Regions from separate parts of the Homo sapiens genome. Here region 1 is linked to region 2. A link is a loop called in an ENCODE intact Hi-C map of the cell type or tissue named here. Cell type or tissue: Caco-2. All regions are shown on one strand. Each heading gives the region's core, and the rest is flanking DNA. Links, peaks and the distances in the headings are about the cores only.

What was found. A loop is a pair of places that touch in the nucleus more often than their neighbours do. Peaks named below come from ENCODE experiments on the same cell type or tissue, not always from the same donor. Only the 100,000 strongest peaks of a DNase experiment are listed, where the experiment ranks them.
Region 1: a loop joins it to region 2, with 11 times the contacts of the local background. A loop is called at or near these places in 2 of 110 quality-filtered maps.

Annotation. Positions count from the first base shown.
Region 1 is chr10:113,731,862-113,741,688 of GRCh38, reverse strand. No RefSeq gene overlaps it. Among named protein-coding and RNA genes, the nearest start is that of PLEKHS1, 15 kb to the left of the region's middle. In Caco-2, for the core only: a CTCF peak has its summit at 5,586 (motif pointing left); a DNase peak (open chromatin) is centred at 5,618.
Region 2 is chr10:114,098,644-114,108,470 of GRCh38, reverse strand. No RefSeq gene overlaps it. Among named protein-coding and RNA genes, the nearest start is that of ADRB1, 60 kb to the right of the region's middle. In Caco-2, for the core only: CTCF peaks have their summits at 4,732 and 4,933 (motif pointing right); no DNase peak of the experiment used is centred there; H3K4me3 peaks cover 988 bases.

The DNA of each region.
Region 1 (9,827 bases), core at 849-8,848, 370 kb after region 2:
GAACCTCTGGGGCTCAAGCCATCTTCCCACCTGAGCCTCCCGAGTAACTGGGACTACAGGTGCATGCCACCATGCCTGGCTACTTTTTGTATTTTTTTTAGAAATACAAAAGGTTTCACTATGTTGCCCAGGCTGGTCTTGAACTCCTGAGTTCAAGCTATCCTCCTGCTTTGGCCTCCCAAAATACTGGGATTACAGGTGTGAGCCACTGTACCCAGCCATGCTGACATCTTGATTTTAAACTTCTGACTTCAATAACTCAAAGAGAATCAATTTGTATTGTTTTAAGTCACTAAATTTGTGATAGTCTCTTACAGTAGCAATTGGAAACTAATACAGAGAGAGTGGATATTGGGTGGGTTAATGGAAGAGTCTACCACAGATATCTAGCAGGTATCTTGAACAGCTTGCATAAAACAAACTTTGATTTTCGTCATTCTTACCTCTTGCATCAAAGCTGTTCCCAATCTCAGGAAACAGCCCCATGTCTTCCACCTGCTTAAGCCATAAGCCTTGAGGTCATCCTGGATTTCCAGCCTGTTTTTGTTTTGTTTTGAGATGGAGTCTTGCTCTGTCATCCAGGCTGGAGTGCAGTGGCTCGAGCTTGGCTCACCGCAACCTCCGCCTCCTGGGTTCAAGTGGTTCTCATGCCTCAGCCTTACAAGTAGCTGGGACTACAGGCTTGTGCCACCACACCCAGCTAATGATTTCTAGCCTTTCCTCACATTCCCACCTCAAATTTGTCAGCAAATCCTACTGGCTCTTCCTCAGTAGGTGTATACTTATCCCCAAACTCACTGAGTTGTATATATTATATATGCACAGCTTTTTGCATATCAATCATACCTCAATAAAGTGTTTTTTTTTTTAAAGGCCACGCCCAAATCGGATGCCTTCTCATGACCCATTCCACCTGCCATCATTTCCACCTAGGTCATGACTGCAGCAGCCTCCCACCTCGCTCCCTGCTCCACTCATTCTCCCGCTAATCCATTCTCCAGAGTGTCTTTCACAATTGTACATCAGATCCTGTCACTCCCCTGCTCCAATCCCTCCAGTGGTTTCCCGTTTCATTAGAAGGAATCCAATGTGCTTTCCACAGTTGAAAGCCTGACTGATCTGGCCCTGCCTGCCTTTTGCCCCTGCTTCCAGCACCCTGCTCTGCAATACTTTTTAAAAAATTATTATTTTATTTTATTTTTCCATAAGTTATTGGGGTACAGGAGGTATTTGGTTACATAAGTTCATTAGTGGTGATTTGTGAGATCCTGGTGCATCCGTCAGCTGAGCAGTACACACTGCACCATGTATGTTGTCTTTTATCCCTCATCCCCCTCCCACTCTTCCCCCCAAGTCCCCAAAGTCCACTGTATCATTCTTGTGCCTTTGCGTCCTCATAGCTTAGCTCCCACATATCAGTGAGAACATATGATATTTGGTTTTCCATTCCTGAGTTACTTCACTTAGAATAAGAGTCTCCAATCTAATCCAGGACACTGCAAATGCTGTTAATTCATTCCTTTTTATAGCTGAGTAGTATTCCATCACATATATATATTTCTCACAGTTTCTTTATCCACTTGTTGATTGATGGGGATTTGCGTTGGTTCCACGATTTTGCAGTTGTGAATTGTGCTGCTATAAACATGTGTGCACAAGTATCTTTTTCGAATAATAACTTATTTTCCTCTGGGTAGATACCCAGTAGTGGGATTGCTGGATCAAATGGTAGTTCTACTTTTAGTTCTTTAAAGAATCTCCACACTGTTTTCCATAGCAGCTGTACTAGTTTACATTCCCACCAGCAAACCCTGGCTTTTCTGATGCTTCTCAAAGAGGCCCAGGTTGTAGCTGCCCCAGGGCCTTTGCATTCACTGCTTGCTCCACCAAGAACCAAGCTCTTACACACAGTCACGTGGTCCACTCCCTCACTCCACTCCCGTGTCTGCCCAGCTGTATTCTCCTCAAAGAGACATTTCCCAGCCACTCTGTCTGACATGGACTCCTCTCTCCCACGTCACTGTTTCTGAGCTCCTTCTCCTACTTTATCTTTCTTCATAACACTCCTCTCTCTGTCACTCTCTCTAGAACTGTCTGTCTTCCCCACTAAAAGATAAATCCTACGAGGACTAAGATTGTTTTGTTCAGTGCCAACAACAGTGCTTGGCACATAGTTCAATAAATATTTGTTAATTGAAACACACGCACACACACACATATGGTTATTTATATGATTACTTCCTTTTGGATGTCATGGACAGTTAAGGGTAAGTGGTGACTACCCACGTAGCTGTGGTTTACCTAGAACACGGATTTGTGCATTTTTACAGAGCCACCCACATCTCTTATATCTTTATGCCTGAAAGAGAAATTGGTCTTCAGCTCCCACAAGTCCTGTCAAGCTAGAAGAGAAATTGTGAACCAACAGTAATTTCATTGAAAGTACAAATCCTCCAACACAGTCCCTTTCGATCACTGAAGGATCTTTTTGTGCTCTCAAATGAGAGGGACCATTGTCCCTGTTGAGTATGTGGGACACTGTTAAGTGCTGGTTGATTAATTATAGCAAATTCTTACCTGGCATTCTTACTTAATCAACTATTTCTAGCACATACCCAAATTTCCTGGTTTTTAAAACGATCATGCTCTTTTGCCCTTGGTACTACATTTTTGAAAAAGCTGATAGAATATATCTATTTTTTGCAAATTCTCTCCTGCTTTTTGTTTTGTTTTTTCTTTCCTCTTCCCCCTCTTATAACCAGTCTCATAAAGGGTGTAGATATCCCTTAGGACTCTCCTTATACTCTAAAGTTTCTAAACTGTTCAACTCACCCTTTTGGGACTATTCTACCACTGGTGATAAGATTGGCTGCAAATGGGAATCTCCTGGAAAGGTTTAACAACACTGCTTCCCGGGTGCCAGCCTGAGAGATCCTGATTTAGTTGGTCTGGGGTGCTGCCTGGGCATTGAGATTGGAAACCTCTCCAGGTGACTCTAAGGTGTTGCTAGTGTTGACAGTCATCACATCTAGTCCCTCTCATTAGAGTCTTTAGAACTCCTCTTAAGAATCAACTCCACTAGTTGGACATGGTGACTCATGCCTGTAATCTCAGCACTTTGGGAGGCCAAGGCAGGTGGATCGCCTGAGGTCAGGAGTTCGAGACCAGCCTGACCAACATGGTGAAATCCCGTCTCTACTAAAACTACAAAAATTAGCCGGGCATGGTGGCCCATGCCTGTAATCCCAGCTACTCGGGAGGCTGAGGCAGGAGAATCGTTTGAATCCGGAAGGTGGAGGTTGCAGTGAGCCAAAATCACTCCATTGCACTCCAGCCTGGGCTACAGAGCTGGGCTACTTTATCTAAAACAAAAACAAAAACAAAAACAAAACAAAACAAAACAAAAAAACAAAAACTAAACTCCATAGACTCCTTGAAATTTTCCATACTTCCTAAATTCACAAAGACTTGCCTTTTGCTTGATGACTCAGTTTTCATAAGAACACCCACCAAAGGAAATGTCTCCTTACTTGATTTTAGATTTTTTTGGGAGTTTGCAAAGCCATTTTTGTGTGTTATTTCCCTGGCTCCTCCCAACATCACTGTGAGGTGGGCATTCAGGGTTAAGATGAGGCAATGGAGCTAGAGCAATGGTCTACAGAGTTAGGCTAGGGCTGCCAAACTTAGGAAAACAAAGAAATACAACAAAAAATAACCCTAGCCAGGCATGGTGGTGCACGCCTGTAATCTCAGCTAGTTGGGCAGGCTGAGGCAGGAGAATCGTTTGAACCCGGGAGGTGGAGGTTGCAGTGAGCCGAGATTGTGCCACAGCGCTTCAGCCTGGGCAGCAGAGCTAGACTGCCTCAAAACAAAAAACAACAAAAAACCCACCCACACCGGACACCCATTTAAATTGAAATTTTAGATAACAAATAAGTTTTTAGTATATTTTGTGCAATATTTTGGGATATATATATTAAAAAATGGTTGTTCTAGCTGAAATTCCAATTTAACTGGGCATCTTCTATTTCATATGGCAACTCTACATATGAAATGTGTCCTCTTCTAAAGCTCAGGCCAGCGTCTTATGCCCTTCTCTTTCCTGCCTATGATCTCCAGCAGCTTGACTACATCCGCTTTTGGAAGACGTTCTTCCTCTCCACTGCATGGGTAGCCGTTATCCTCAGAAAGAACCTCTTCTGTATGTCAGCATCATTTGCATGTCCTTTTTTCTTTTCTTCATCCTAATCTCCTTTCTGTGGCCTCAATTATTGATAAGATCAAGCTGGTTTAAAAAACACAACCCAACATTTACTTGACTTTTGCTTGATGTCTTAGTTTTCATAACAACATCCAACAAAGGAAATGTCTCCTTATTTGATTTTAGATTTTTGGGGAGTTTTGCAAAGCCATTTCTGTGTGTTATTTCCCTGGCTCCACCTAACATCCCTGTGAGGTGGGCACAAGACCTGTGGAGGTAGGTATTATTTCCTAGGTACTCACATAGGACTAATTCTATTTGAGGATGAAAGAAGAAAGGTTTGGAGAGATTAAGAGACTCCTCAAGGTCATATAGCTTGGAAGTGCCGAAGTTGGGATTTGAACCTGGGGCTATCTGACACCAGGGCCTTTTTTTTCTTAATTAGCATGCTAGGAAAACAAGAAGATGGTATTGAGGACCTTGTGGCTTAGCCATTCAAGTTTTCCAGACTTGCTCAATTTGGCTTTCTGCAACTCCTGGGGTTTGGAACAATCATTGGATAAACCTTTTCCATTCCATGTGGGTGGCTAGAGAGATAAAAAGTGTTGACAATATAGCAACCCATAAGATGCATGCATATTCTTGGAAACCTTATTTTTAACCCTGAAAAAAAAAGTGTCACCACAAGGCTCTTGAAGAAAGATTTCAGCAGTCATTGCCAGCAAAGTCAACACTAAGTCAACCCAGGGACTTGCTCTTTAAACACATTTGCTGAGGCTAAGGGGCAAATAGTTTATACGATTCTGGGTAGCTGGCCACAAATATGTGTCAAAGAGGCTTTTTTCCAAGTGTTCAGTATCTTTTTTGGTATAAGCTTCTCCTGTGCTTTAGCCCTCTGTAAATATTTGTGCAATTAATGTATGCTGGCAAATGTCTCAAGAGGAAAGCAGGCTACATTATGCCAAGCAAAATTGTAATTAGTAACACAAAAGAAAAAGAATTTGTCTCTTTCATCTCAGTGCTTAAAAACTGTCAGCACTTAAGGCAGCTGGAAGCTTCAGAAAAGATAATTTGCAAAAGCTGATTTTCCTAAGCGGTTGAGAATGGGTCCTATATCCTAATATATTTTTAAAAACCACATTCACTTGAGAATTCTGTGTTCCCTTCCCTACTTAACATTAATCTAGTTAATTACAAAAGGTGCTGTAGAGAAAAGTTCCTTTAAAAATGTCAACCTCAAAATGTTGTTAAGGGGAGCATTTTGCATTGTGGCACCTATGAGGCACTGGAGGAGAGGGAATACATGAGTGGCCCATCTTGTCTAGAAATGATTGCCTAAGTGATGCAATCGAGAGGAAGAGAAAGACGTGTGCCTGCTGACACCAGCTGGAGAAGTCAGTGCACCTGGACCCATTCAGTGAAAGCTGTCTGCTGATCCACCCCTCCCTCACACTTCACAGTCTTCCTCAAACCTGCCTGGCCAACAAGGGCTTGGCATTCCTGTGCAGCCTCTGGAAGTTTCTGGACAAGAATGCTCCAGTACTGAACTCATTTATGCCCTGAATCCTTTGCTATTCAATCTGGGGATAGGATGGCTAGCCAGGTCTTTGAACAGCCAATGCGCTGCTGGCCCCTGGGTGATCTTTTCCAGCTGTTTAATTTGGGCTTTGCTGCCACTCCTGCAGATCTGCAAGGGAGTCTTTTGGTATCAGAATAATCCATGTTGTCTGAGGACCACCTGCCTCAGAATATCTAGGCAGGTTGGTTAAACATGCAGATTCCTGGTCTCCACCCTAGACCTATTGATTTGCAATGAGGATGCAGTGGGACATAGTGATTTCCTTCCTAAACCGATCTTCCAGGAATTCTCAGGCCATCTTCTACCTGCTAACCTTAATTTCCTCTCCACCACCTTCCCTTCAGCCTTTTTTGGAGGCTGGAATGGAAGATGATGAAAACAGTTCCTTTGGAACCTCTCTTGGAATCCCCAGGCAGGATGCACCCCCTCTGTATTCCTGGGTAATGTACACATGACTGTGTTACAGCCACTAAGCCCTAGAGTGATTTGTTCACCTCCTTTGGTATAAGCATCCTTTCTTGGTCATCTTTCTAGCCCCATCCCTAATATGACATCTGGCATCTAGTAGGACTCTGAATGTTTGCTAAATAAAGCAGTCGCTGATCTAATCCCTTCACTTCTGGGAGACCTCAGGTTGAAAGCATAGACTGAAAAGCATGACTAAGGAAGAGACCTGGAGGCAGAAAGAGCAAGTGAGGCATCCAGGGGGGCATCTTCCGTTCTTGCCCCTCCATGAGCCTCATGTCATCGTCATCATCATCATTCATCACCATCATCTTTGATATCTACTACTTGTCGATTACTTTGTAACTGAGCAGCTTAGTTTCAAACTGTTTTAAGAACTTTTTTCCTTTCCTTTTCCACCTTATGCTCCCATGCCTATGCACAGTTATTTACCTAGATTCTTGTTAAGCTCACACCATGCCCACTTATCTGGTCATGTATTTCCTTAGAAGCTTCAGGGGCCGAATCCTGACATGGACGAGGCATCTCTGGAACTCTCCCCCTAGCGGGAGATGACTTCAAGGACGGAGTTCACTCCCAGCGAGACATTAACTGCACAATTGACTGCAATTAATTTGTAAGCTGGTTGGGCCCAAGATGGTGCTGGCCCCTTCGCCAGTTGGAGCAATAATTTAAGATAAGCCATCGGAGTGAAACATGCCACCTGGCACCTCCGAGCCCCTCCCCCTCCCTGTATTCCAAGCCTCTATTCTTAAACCATTGCCCACTCTCCAGAAACTGAAAAGGTGGCAATTTTCAGAAAGGATTCTGACCTTTTCCCCTTGTTGGCATTGGATAATAAAATTCACTCTCCTTTGATCACACCTTGTTCTTGTTATTTTGGCTTCTTTCTGTAAGTGGTGAGCAGCCAGATCCTCTTTCGGTTACAACTTTGTGCCAGGCATTGTACTAAGCATTTCATGTACATTATCTCATTAATTTTCACATTACCATCTTCATATGTAGATGAGGAAACTGAAGGACTGCCTAAGGTTATGTGGGTTATGTGAGTATTAAATGGTTAAATGACAGAGTTAGGATTAGAACTTGGATCAGACTCAGAGCCTAATTTTTAAACATGAATGGTTAAAAGCACCTCTGCTAAAACGTTTGATGCTATACTAATTGAGATCTACTTAAAATAACGGAAGCTAGAACTAGCAACGGAGACCAAACCTATCTCACCATGTACACCTTCCTCTTTCCCAACTCTTTCTCGAATCTTATACTATTTACTTGGGTCAGACACTTAAAGCTCGCGAAATGCTCAGCCTCGTTTATTTGCAGCCATAACCCCATGTGCCTTCCAAATTTAAATTCTTTGACAGTTTGGCTTTAAATGATTACAACAAATATTTGTTAGAAAACTGCAGTGCCATAAATATTCATAGTGCCATAAAAACCAAAAGTTATGCCGAAGCAAACTCATCGTATTTGGCTTTTGTGTTTTCTGATGTTTGTTGCGTACTTTTAGAGAGCCGATCATGCATGAACCTACAAGTTAATGGAGTTTCCATGTCCACCTCAGTACTGTGGTGGTGGCTGGGCTTTCCAAATATGTCCTTGGTGTGTTTGTGTTAATGATTTATGAATCAAAAAGAATTATTTGCCACCTGATCCAAAACAAAGCCCTGAGGTCTATCAAAAAGGTGACCTATGGCTTGAGGGCACACTGTCAAGGAGAAATAATAATTCTCCCAGTGTCCACTGGGCTCTAGGGATAGGACAGGTGGAAAAGAAAGCTCTGAAGCCTCAATGCTCAGCAGTCCTGCCACCAAAAAAAGCATGCAAGAAATGGCTCCTTTAATCCTATTATGTTTATGAAAACATTTTAAAGGCTGCAATTCACATTCACAGACACTTTGAGATCATATAAATAATCCTTTTATGCCACTCAGCAAAGGCTTATTTAACATGGAGCTGGGCAAAGAGTGTAAAAAGTGTACTATGTACTTTAAGGGTATCGTGGAATTTTAAAAGAGGTTAGGAGAGCTTGAAAACCTGTCTTCCATGAAAGCTCCAAAATATTCTTTTATTAATCCTTTGTAGGCATGTACTATCAGCTCCATGTTCAGTGCAGAGGGGAGACCAAAAAAAAATATATATATATATATACATGTGGTCCTTGTCCTCAAAATAGAGCTTCCTAAACTGTAATGTACACATGGACCACTTGGGAATCTGGTTAAAATGCAGATTCACGTTGAGTAGGTCTGGGGCGGGGTTGAGAGTCTGCATTTCTGACAAGCTCCCAGGGGATGCTGATGTGGCCAGTCCAGGCACTCGCTCAATGTTGCAAGGCACTAAAACATTTACAAGCAAACAGTATAAAGTAGCTTTCTGATCTGCATGTCTTCGAAGAATTCTTTAGGATACCTGGGCTGCTGCTATTTGTCCAGTGGCTAATTAACACAGAAGAATTTTTGCTATAAACTGATGACCAACACAGCCTCTTACCTGGCCAGAGGTTTTCTGGAAAAGGGCCTGAAAGATGAAAAGCTGGCAAAAATGGTGTGCTTCGAGGAAGTCAAAGGCAATCAATCCTTGGTCACCAGAGTAGCTGGTAATAAAAGATTTCAGGTGACGCACTGCAAGACTGGGCAAAATAAGGGATTTGTCAGCCAGTGTCTAGGACATTTTGGTGGATGTTGTTTTCTTTCTCACAGAGAGGCCTTGGTTTCCTCGAGGTTTTAAATCATGTAAATTCAGTGACCGCAGGACTTTCAGACCGATTTGTAGCAGTTCATAAACACATTGGGCTGATGACAGCTTGTGGAAATTTGCTCAGAGAAAAAGCCCAGGGCAGAGCCCAAAGCTGTCTGTGAATGTATTAATAGTTAATATATTTAAAAAATACATTTATTTTTTTTTAATTTTTTTATTTTTTGAGATGGAGTCTTGCTTTGTTGCTAGAGTGCAGTGACAAGATCTCAGCTCACTGCAACCTCCGCCTCCCAGGTTCAAGCTATTCTCCTGTCTCAGCCTCCGGAGTAGCTGGGACTACAGGTGCCCACCACTGGTGCCTGGCTAATTTTTGTATTTTTAGTAGCGACAGGGTTTCACCATGTTGGCCAGGCTGGTCTTAAACTCCTGTAAACTCCTGACCTCAAGTGATCTGCCCGCATTGGCCTCCCAAAGTGCTAGGATTACAGGCATGAGCCACCGTGCCTGACCCAATAGCTAAAAATTTAAATAACCTAATGGCACCCTGAGGAAAATGAAAATCCAAACAGAAATCCAGCTTTGAGCTCATAAAGCCAGTGGGGATGCTGTAGTCTGCACTGTCTTCCCATAGGACAAGGGCAGTGCCCTGTCTGATACTCCTGTGAGGAGGAACTGGGGTTCTCAACAACGATGAGAATTGGGAATGTATATTCACCAGGACCGAGTTCTCCTTTAGGGTAACTTGTCCTCAGAATTTCGGAATATAAAAAGTCTGGAAAGTTTAGAATGAAAGTGGTATCACTGAACACATTCCCAAGTTGAACTCGGATTTCTGATCTCAATAAATAAGTGTCTGCCCATGGAAGTATTCAAGGACTA
Region 2 (9,827 bases), core at 745-8,744:
ACTCTTCTGACAGTCTGCCACAAAGCATCCTCCAGCCTCAGAGTTTTCTCAAAGACCACGGGGGAAAATGAGGAGAGTTCAGACCATTCCACATAGCAAGTTAGTTAAATAGAGACGTGTTGAAAGAAATTATGATGGTTAGCAATTGTTGTGTCTTGAAGAAATGGAACAGAATAGTGTAAATAGAACAAGGGATACCCTGGGCCATTTTGAGAAGACATCTATCAGCCGAGCAAAATACGGCCACGTCAAAGGATGCTCTAGAGGGCTCATGGGCCGCTCTAAGAGATGTGTGTGAGGCCAGAGTTGCCATGGTTATAATCATGGCCTTGAACAGCTAATTTTTTTTTTTTTTGAGACAGAGTCTCACTCTGTTGCCAGGCTGGAGTGCAGTGGCACGATCTCGGCTCACTCCAACCTCCGCCTCCTGGGTTCAGGCAGCCTCAGCCTCCCGAGTAGCTGGTACTACAGGTGCGCACCACCATACCCAGCTAATTCTTGTATTTTTAGTAGAGATGGGGTTTCACCATGTTGAACAGGATGGTCTCGATCTTTTGACCTTGAGATCCGCCTGCCTCAGCCTCCCAAAGTGCTGGGATTACAGGCATGAGCCACTGTGTCTGGCCAACAACTAATTAAAAAAAAAATCAGTGAATATGACAACACTAGCAAACAAATGCCCCCCTGACAAGGGACTAGGAGCAATTTCACGCTTATCTGTCTCTTCTGATGACATACATAAGGGCAGAGACAATGCCTCCTCTCCAGCCATATTAATCCACAGCTGTATTAATGAAAATGGCAGGTTTGGGAAGTTTTTTTCAAAAGAATGATTTTTATTTTTCATTTTATTATTATTTTTTGAGACCGAGTCTTACTTTGTCACCTAGGCTGCAGTGCAGTGACGTGATCTCAGCTCACTCCAACCTCCACCTCTCGGGTTCAAGCGATCTTTGTGCCTCAGCCTCTTGAGTAGCTGGGAGTACAGATGTGAGTCACCAGGCCCAGCTAGTTTTTGTATTTTTAGTAGAGATGGGGTTTCACCATGTTGGCCAGGCTGGTCTCGAACTCCTGACCTCAGGTGATCTGCCGGCCTTGGCCTCCCAAAGTGCTGGGATTACAGGCATGAGCCACCGCACCCGACCAAAAAGAATGATTTTTAGTTATTTAATAAAGTTAGGTCCCTAATTCCTTAGATTGCATACAAGGGGCTCAGCATTTGATTCGAGATCTGGGCTCATAAGCTATAAATCAGGTACTGTTTTAGATAACTTACGTTGATTTATTTTATTCTTGCAAAAAAGAAAAAACCCATTTCAGAGATGAACAAGCTAAATAAGATTAAGCAATGTGTTTGAAGTCATTTGGCTAGAAAGCAGCTAGCTTACTAACCAGAGAGCCAGAATTTGAACTCAGGCTTTCCAACTGTAAGGTTTATGCTCTCAGGCACGACATGAAATTTCTAGTCACCAGGGTCCTCAGCCCTAACACAGTGCCAGGCACAAACAGAATGCACAGTCACCTCTTACTGAATGAGTGAATGAGTTATAAATTATTCAGTTTGCTCCTAACCACTATTTGTCTAAGCAGTTGCAAGATCAATTTACACAGTGCCAAAGGAAAATTAATCCAGGCGTATAACACTATTAAATAGATCTCTGTACTGGTCACATTTTCCCTAGGTAGTTCAGATTAATTTGTGCAGCCCAAGATATAATTTACCCTGCAGATCATTGAAAAAGAATATACTGCGCCCAAATTATTATAATATTAAAAAATGCCATGTATTTTCTTTTAAATTTTTTGGGCACATATTTCTTGCTGGTATGTGAGAGTCTCAAGGAACGCTTTTTGCTCTTTGCCGGTTTTTTAGCAAGCAGGATATGGGAATAGACGTCAACTTTAAGCAAAGACAAAAACTGTCCTGGTAGTGAACTGCCCCTTCATTTTTGGTCATATTTCAGCTGAAAGGAAGCAGAGCTCTGATGTTACATATTAATATGTAGTAGAAAACAACACTATCTTAGGAACCGCTTCAAGTTATATTGTAAATTATATCTTATAAATATAATTTTTATATTTTTAGAAATTTTGTTTTCTGTACTGAAGAGTTCCCTGGTGAGACATTTTGCTAAAAACAATAAGATGTGAAAGATTTTTTGCATTAACTGCTTTGGTTGAGTCATTTGCCAAGAGCCCACTAAAAGCTCTCTGAGCTTCAGTGTTCATTGGCTGGAAAAGGGTTATAGTTTATCATTTTAAAATTCCATTACATATTGTAAAGTAAAGATATTGACTATATAGATCCAAGATTTCAAGGCCAAGTACTAGCCAATTAATTGTCATGGATCAAATATCTGTGAAAGATGCTGTATTAGGGTTCTCTAGAGGGACAGGTCTAATCGAATAGACGTATATAAGAATGGGAGTTTATTAAGGAGAATTGATGCAAGGAAGCCAGTCTGAGTCCCAAAACTTCAAAAGTAGGGAAACTGACAGTGTAGCCTTCAGTCTGTGGCCAAAGGCCTGAAAGCCCCTGGCAAACCACAAGTGTAAGTCCAAGAATCCAAAAGCTAAATAACTTGGAGTCTGATGTGCAAGGGCAGGAAGCATCCAGCATGGAAGAAAGATGAAGGCTGGAAGTCTCAGGAAGTCTGCTCTTTCCATCTACTGCCTGTTTTATTCTAGCTGCACTGGCAGCTGATTAGATGGTGCCCACCCAGATTGAAGGTGGGTCTGCGTCTCCCAGTCCACTGACTCAAAATGTGAATCTCCTTTGTCAACACCCTCACAGACACTCCCAGGAACAATACTATGCATCCTTCAATTCAATCAAGTTGACACTCAATATTAACCATCACAGATGCATAGAAGGAAAAAAGAAATATTCAAGTAGAAATCTATAGACTTAGTTGTTAGAGATGCAAGTAATTACTGCCTTGTATTAGCACATAATCATTAAAATGGAAAATTAAAAAAATCTTATAAACAGCCTCAAATGACATGAGTACAAGTTTTTCTGCAGTATGTTCCCCTTAGTTTTATTAATTTTGACCATTGTCATCACTCTATCCTCAGCTGAGTGTACTTCCTCTAAGTACATAAATTTATATTAGTTTAGCTAATATAAAACTTCCACTACCCAGATGTTTTAACAACTCTTAAAAGAAGAAAAAAGAAAATAAATGTAAAACAAAGAGCACCCTGGGATGATAAGAACATGTAACAGAGTTAGCGACATTAAGCATTAAAACCTTAAGTGGCTTTAAAAAATGGGAGCCATAAAACAATGATTTCCCCCAGGCGCGGTGGCTCACACCTGTAATCCCAGCACTTTGGGAGGCCAAGGCGGGTGGATCACGAGGTCAGGAGTTCGAGACCAGCCTGGCCAACATGGTGAAACCCCGTATCTACTAAAAATACAAAAATTAGCCGGGTGTGGTGACACACACCTGTAATCCCAGCTACTGGGGAGGCTGAGGCAGGAGAATCACTTGGAGGAGAAGGCTGCAATGGCTAAAAGTGTACATTCTGGAATCAGACTGTCTGGTTTGAGTCCTGGCTCCACCATCACTTGATCTAGTTGCTTGACTTTTCTGAGCCTCATTTTCCTCATATGCAAAATGGGGGTGCTAGGAGGCCCCTTCCTCATAATATTGTTGTGAGAGTCAGATGAGATAATGAGGATAAAACCCATTTTGTACCTGATCACATAGTGCCAGAACTGAACACGTTAGCTATTAATATGGTTTGGCTCTGTGTCTCCACCCAAATCTTACCTTGAATTGTAACAGTCCCCACGTATCGTGGGAGGGACCTGGTAGGAGGTAACTGAATAATGGGGGTGGGGCTTTCCTGTGCTGTTCTCATGATACTGAGTAAGTCTCGCAAGATCTGATGGTTTCATAAAGGGCAGTTCCCCTGTACATGCGCTCTCTTGCCTACCACCATGTGAGACATGATGTTGCTCCTCCTTTGCCATGATTGTGAGGTCGCCCCAGCCATGTGGAATTGTGAGTCAATTAAACCTCTTTCCTTTATTTTTATTTATTTATTTTTTTCAAGATGGAGTCTTGCTCCATCACCCAGGCTAGAGCGCCGTGGTGCAATCTCGGCTCACTGCAACCTCCGCCTCCGGGGTTCAAGTAATTCTCCTGCCTCAGCCTCCTGAGTAGCTGGGATTACAGGTACCCACCACCACACCCAACTAATTTTTGTAGTTTTAGTAGAGACAGGGTTTCACCATGTTGGCCAGGCTGGTCTCGAACTCCTGACCTTGTGATCCACCCTCAGCCTCCCAAAGTGCTGGGATTCCAAGTGTGAGCCACCACACCTGGCCAAACTCTTTCCTTTATAAGTTACCCAGCCTTAGGTATGTCTTTATTAGCAGCATGAGAACCGACTAATACAGCTATTGTAATGGGAGAGAGTTCAGAACCCCAGCCCTGAACATGGTTCTTCAAGGGCTGAGGACATTGCAAGATCCTGAGCACTAGGCAAGGACCAACCGTGCAAATGGTGTGATGTGATGAAAGACGTGGTCTTATCCTTATAAAAGCATTCCAAAAGAAGTACAAATAGTAAAGGCACAGTGATGCGCTGATCATGGAACTCCTCATCTCCAGCACTGAAGATGGCAAGGAATTTTCTTACATGTGTACGTGTAGTTTTGGCACTGTAGATGACATTAGTATGAAGAAACAAGCTGTCACCTGCCACAAAAGATCAGGCAAAGCAGTTTCTGGTCATCACCCAATGTACCAAAACAGATTCAAAGTTAGTTCTTATTAATATTCTTCTCCCTGACGAACCTAATGATGGATTTTTAAAAATGTATTTGAGTAAAAAAATAAAAATAATTTATAAAGTCTAAGTCTAGCAGATTAGGCCTCCCTGACGTAGTTGCTCCTAGAAAATGTGTGAGTTAAGTTTATGCTCTAAATGCCACTAGATGGCGGATGAATATTATTAAACCACCCAATCTTCACAGACAAGTTCTGGGAACGACACGCTTTCCTTCTCATCATCCTGCCCTGTCTGCAGGATCCTGGGAGGTCTCTCCTGTAACTCCAGCTTTTTTCAGTCCTTGTCTTTCCAGTGTCAGGTGAAAGGCAGATACTCAACCCCTAGAAGAGTCTACGACCCTGGATGGCAGGCACTAGCTTAATCCAACATATGATGAGTATGATTTTACTGTGGTCCAAACTCCTAATGCAGAAAATATCAAAAGCTTTCCAACCTTTGAAAATTTTATTTCTAAGTCTTTCAGAGCCAGACATTTGGAAGAAAGGGCAACGTCCTTGCAGGCATTTTGCAGAGCACTTGTTAGAGAGGATGTGCCCGGTGTTCTGTGATGCCACCTTCCTGCCGCACATCAGCCAGATGCACGTCTCAACCTCCCCACTCCCAAACGGGCAAACAACTCCACTGCTACCTAAATCTTTAACTTCTTAATTTCAGAAATCGGCCGGGCGTGGTGGCTCACGCCTGTAATCCCAGCACTTTGGGAGGCCGAGGTGGGTGGATCACGAGGTCAGGAGATCGAGACCATCCTGGCTAACATGGTGAAACCCTCTCTCTACTAAAAATACAAAAAATTAGCCGGGCGTGGTGGCGGGTGCCTGTAGTCCCAGCTACTCGGGAGGCTGAGGCAGGAGAATCGCTTGAACCTGGGAGGTGGAGCTTGCCAGTGAGCCCGAGATCGTGCCACTGCCACTCCAGCCCTGGGGGACAGAGCAAGACTCTGTCTAAAAAAAAAAAAAAAAAAAAAAAAAAGAAAGAAAGAAAGAAAAGAAAAAGATATTAATTGGTTCTTTTGGGGGGAGGCAGATGGGGAGATATTGAACATAATTGCTGGCACTCCAAAATTTGGGAGGCTAGTTTGGACTATACTTGAGTGATCTTATCAAAGGATCTAATTTTTTTTTAGTTCTTTAAAAATAAGGTTCTGAATTTGAGCTGCCTCAGCTGTATCCTCTCTGGAGAGAGTTGATAATGGGATTGCTCAAGCAGTCTTGTAAACAGAGAAGTGTCCTCCTGGAAAAAGAGCTGGGCTTTCATGTCATGTCACCACAGGAAGCAGAAACCCAGCACGTTTTGCTTTATGGTTTAAGATTTTGTTACATTCAATGTAATTTGCTAACTACGACAAAACTACCCCCCCCCCCCATTGTTTATAATTATCTAACTAATCATTCTTTTTTTTTTTTTTTTTTTTGAGACGGAGTCTCGCTCTGTCGCCCAGGCTGGAGTGCAGTGGCGGGATCTCGGCTCACTGCAAGCTCCGCCTCCCGGGTTCACGCCATTCTCCTGCCTCAGCCTCCCAAGTAGCTGGGACTACAGGCGCCCGCCACTACGCCCGGCTAATTTTTTGTATTTTTAGTAGAGACGGGGTTTCACCGTTTTAGCCGGGATGGTCTCGATCTCCTGACCTCGTGATCCGCCCGCCTCGGCCTCCCAAAGTGCTGGGATTACAGGCGTGAGCCACCGCGCCCGGCCAATCATTCTTATTTCTGGAGAAAAACCAAAGGTAGCTAATGCCAAGGCCCCTGGTTTAAGAACCAAGTCCCCTCTCCCATTTCCACACGGTAGATGCTGATTCCAGATTGCAGCTGGACCTGCTGACCTGAGAGAGTGCCCGTGGTCTGGAAAGGATCCATGTGAGGGAGACAGGACAAGGACCTTACAGTCTGAGAGAACACAGTATGGCGATGACAGGGAGCAGGGATCCCGGGTGGTACGCGAGGAAGGGACTGTCCTGTGGTGGATGCTGTTCCTCTTACGTGTACCCTAAGCCACCGTCAATTCCTAGCCCTGTGTGGGTGTCGGGAGCTGCTCAGGGTCTCCCCTCTGACAGAGGTATGATGTTCTCACTGATGAGCCACTGGCCTTTGCTGTCAGCTGAGACGTTGGCAAAGCACCTCCTCCTCACCCAGCCCCTCTGCAAGTGGTGGCCATGTGGCCACATGGCTTTCTGGTAAAGGATCTATTTCTTGGCTTGGCGAAGAAGGAGGGAGAGAAGCATTTTCCTGCTTCCAGATGAAGTCAACACAATCATTTCCTTCTTCCCTCCCCACTCTGCAGGCCGGGAGCTGGGCGCTTTCTCTCTCTGGCTTCCTGGAAAGGGTTATTGGAAACGGGGCCGTACGTGAATCAAAGGATGCAGAGCGAGGAGGGAACCGAGCCTGCCACGGTCAGGGGCGGCGCGAGGCGGGGAGCCCAGGCTCTGCGGAGGGAAAAGCCGGGCGCGGAGGAGCTTCACCCTCTTTTCGGAGCCCTGTCATTTATTTGTCCCAGTGTCTGAGCAGAGCTTTGAACGGTGCCGTCGAAGTGGAAAGCGAGCTGGGAAGAGCTCCCGTTTGGAGCTTCCAGCCGCTTCGTTCCGACTGCAGCTGCCAGCCCCTGTGGCTTCCCAGCTTATCACTGGCTGCGGTTTCCCACGGCGTGAACCACGGCCCTGACCTTCTGTTTCCGTCCAGAGCCCACGCTTCACTGGCTTTTAGGATTTTCCGAGGGATCGCCTGTCTCCGTCGGCGCCCCTGTCCTCCCCGCCTCCTCCTTCTGCTCCGGGTCCCTGGCAGCTCTGGGATGCGGAGCCAGGCTTCCCTCCTCCCTGAGAACTCCGGTCCCCTCTCATGTCGTTCTCTCCCTCTGTAGGTGCGTTTCTGGCTTGATAGGGAATTTTTCTCACGGAGCCACTTCCACGTGGAGTAGGAGAATTTTTACTTTTGTGGCTGAGTACGTTTCTGGAGCTTGGATAATAATACTGGGACATATCTAGCAATGTGCAGACTTGCTTTTCACGGTGAGTGAAAAGTACGACTTTTACTATTAAGAACTCTGTTGTGCTGCGTTAAGAGCTGGAACTGAGTCCTCATTTGAGGACTGTTAGGAAGATGGACAATCACCCACCATTCCCCGGGAACCACATCCGATGCGTGCACGTTACCGTGCCTGTCTGGAGACCAGCGGACTTCAATTCGCCTTACTTCAAAGGTCACTGGGAGGGAAGGTTGGGTGCCTCACTCATGGTCTGACATATCTGAGTCACACATCTCCCAAGCCACCATGTCACAGCCCGGGTGGGGCACCAGCCTCTCCACTCAGCATGAGGATTACAGGTTTGAAGTTGGCTTTTGTTGACACAATTGGAACCATTGCCAATTGTTTATATTTTGATAAGGATCTAACAATCATCTTGAAAACCACAAAGATGGTGATCATGAAGACACAAAGGCATATTTCTAATGAATTCAAGTTCATGTATGTTATCTAAATCAATGAGTAGGAAATTGAATTCTCAAAACACTGAGGTTTTGGTCTTGGAGCTGGGCAGGGTGCGAAATCATCATCTAGGGCGGTCGTTCGGCGGAACCTGGCTCAGAACACAGAATGTGGCCATCTGGCGGTTGCACATATGGATTACGTCTCTGTCACTTTCAGCAGTTACTATTACTTTTTTCTTTAGACAGTCTTGCTCTGTCGCCCAGGCAAGATCAGGGGCGTGATCTTAACTCAACAATCTCTGCCTCCTGGGTTCAAGCAATTCTCCTGCCTCAGCCTCCCAAGTAGCTGGGATTACACACCTATGCCACCATGTCTGGCTAATTTTTGTATTTTTAGTAGAGGCAGGGTTTCGTCATGTTGGCTGGGCTGGTCTTGAACTCCTGACCTCAGGTGATCCGCCCACCTCGGCCTCCCAAAGTGCTGGGATTACAGGCGTGAACCACTGCACCCAGCCCAGCAGTTAGTATTTTAACCAAGTAGTGCCTAATCTCTGCTCCCCTGATAAACTCAGCAGCGACCCCCTGCCCTGTATCCCACGCTACTCCACTTCCAGCAGGGACAAAAGCGTTTTCCAGCCCTTTCAGCAAGGGGGAGTGCTCTGCCCAGAATAGAGCTTCACTCCTCGGCCACCCATTCCCCAGCCATCCAGCACTGAGGGACTCTTGTTCCCACTGCTTTGAGAAATGTCCCCTGAGAGGTCAGACCCAGTTTGGACACTGCAAGCCTTCCTTCCCGAGGCAGGGAGGAAAAGGTGAAATGGCCCCATAATGCAAAACATTGCTCACACCCAGGTTTCACTTCCTGGTCAGAACGCAAAGCAAAACCACCTGCTCCAACTCAGTCTCTGGAAGGGTCCCTGGGAAGCAGGGAAAGGAGAAACAGTAGAATTAAAAAGTAGGCCTCCTGGCCCAGTGCAGGGGCTCACACCTGTATTCCCTGCACTTTGGGAGGCCGACGTGGGCAGATCACTTGAGGTCAGGAGTTCAAGACCAGCCTGGCCAACGTGGTGAAACCCCATCTCTACTAAAAATACAAAAAATTAGCCAGGTGTGGTGGTGGGTGCCTGTAATCCCAACTACTCGGGAGGCTGAGGCAGGAGAATTGCTTGAACCCAGGAGGTGGAGGTTGCAGTGAGCCGAGATTGTGCCACTGTACTCCAGCCTGGGTGACAGAGCCAGACTCCCCCTCAAAAAAAAAAACAAAAACAAAAACAAAGTGGGCCTCCTGTGGGTGAGCAGAGTCCCTTCTGGCTTGGGTGGGGAGGGGAGAAGATGCGCTTTTGTTAAACCCACAGGAAATAAGTCAAGGTCAAAAAGCTGTTTGAATTGGAGTCAGATCTATCTGAAGAAGTCTAATTTGTGTCAGAATCTTTGTCATTCTCTGCCTGTTGCTCAAATAGGGCATGTGATTATTGAACAAATCACGAGAGATAAGGAGGGCTGTTTCAGCTTTCCCTGGAGGTGGGGTGAGGGTCATAAGGAGTGGGGACTGGGGACCATGTATTATTTCCCAGTGCTGCCTAGGATCGAAGAAACAGTTTG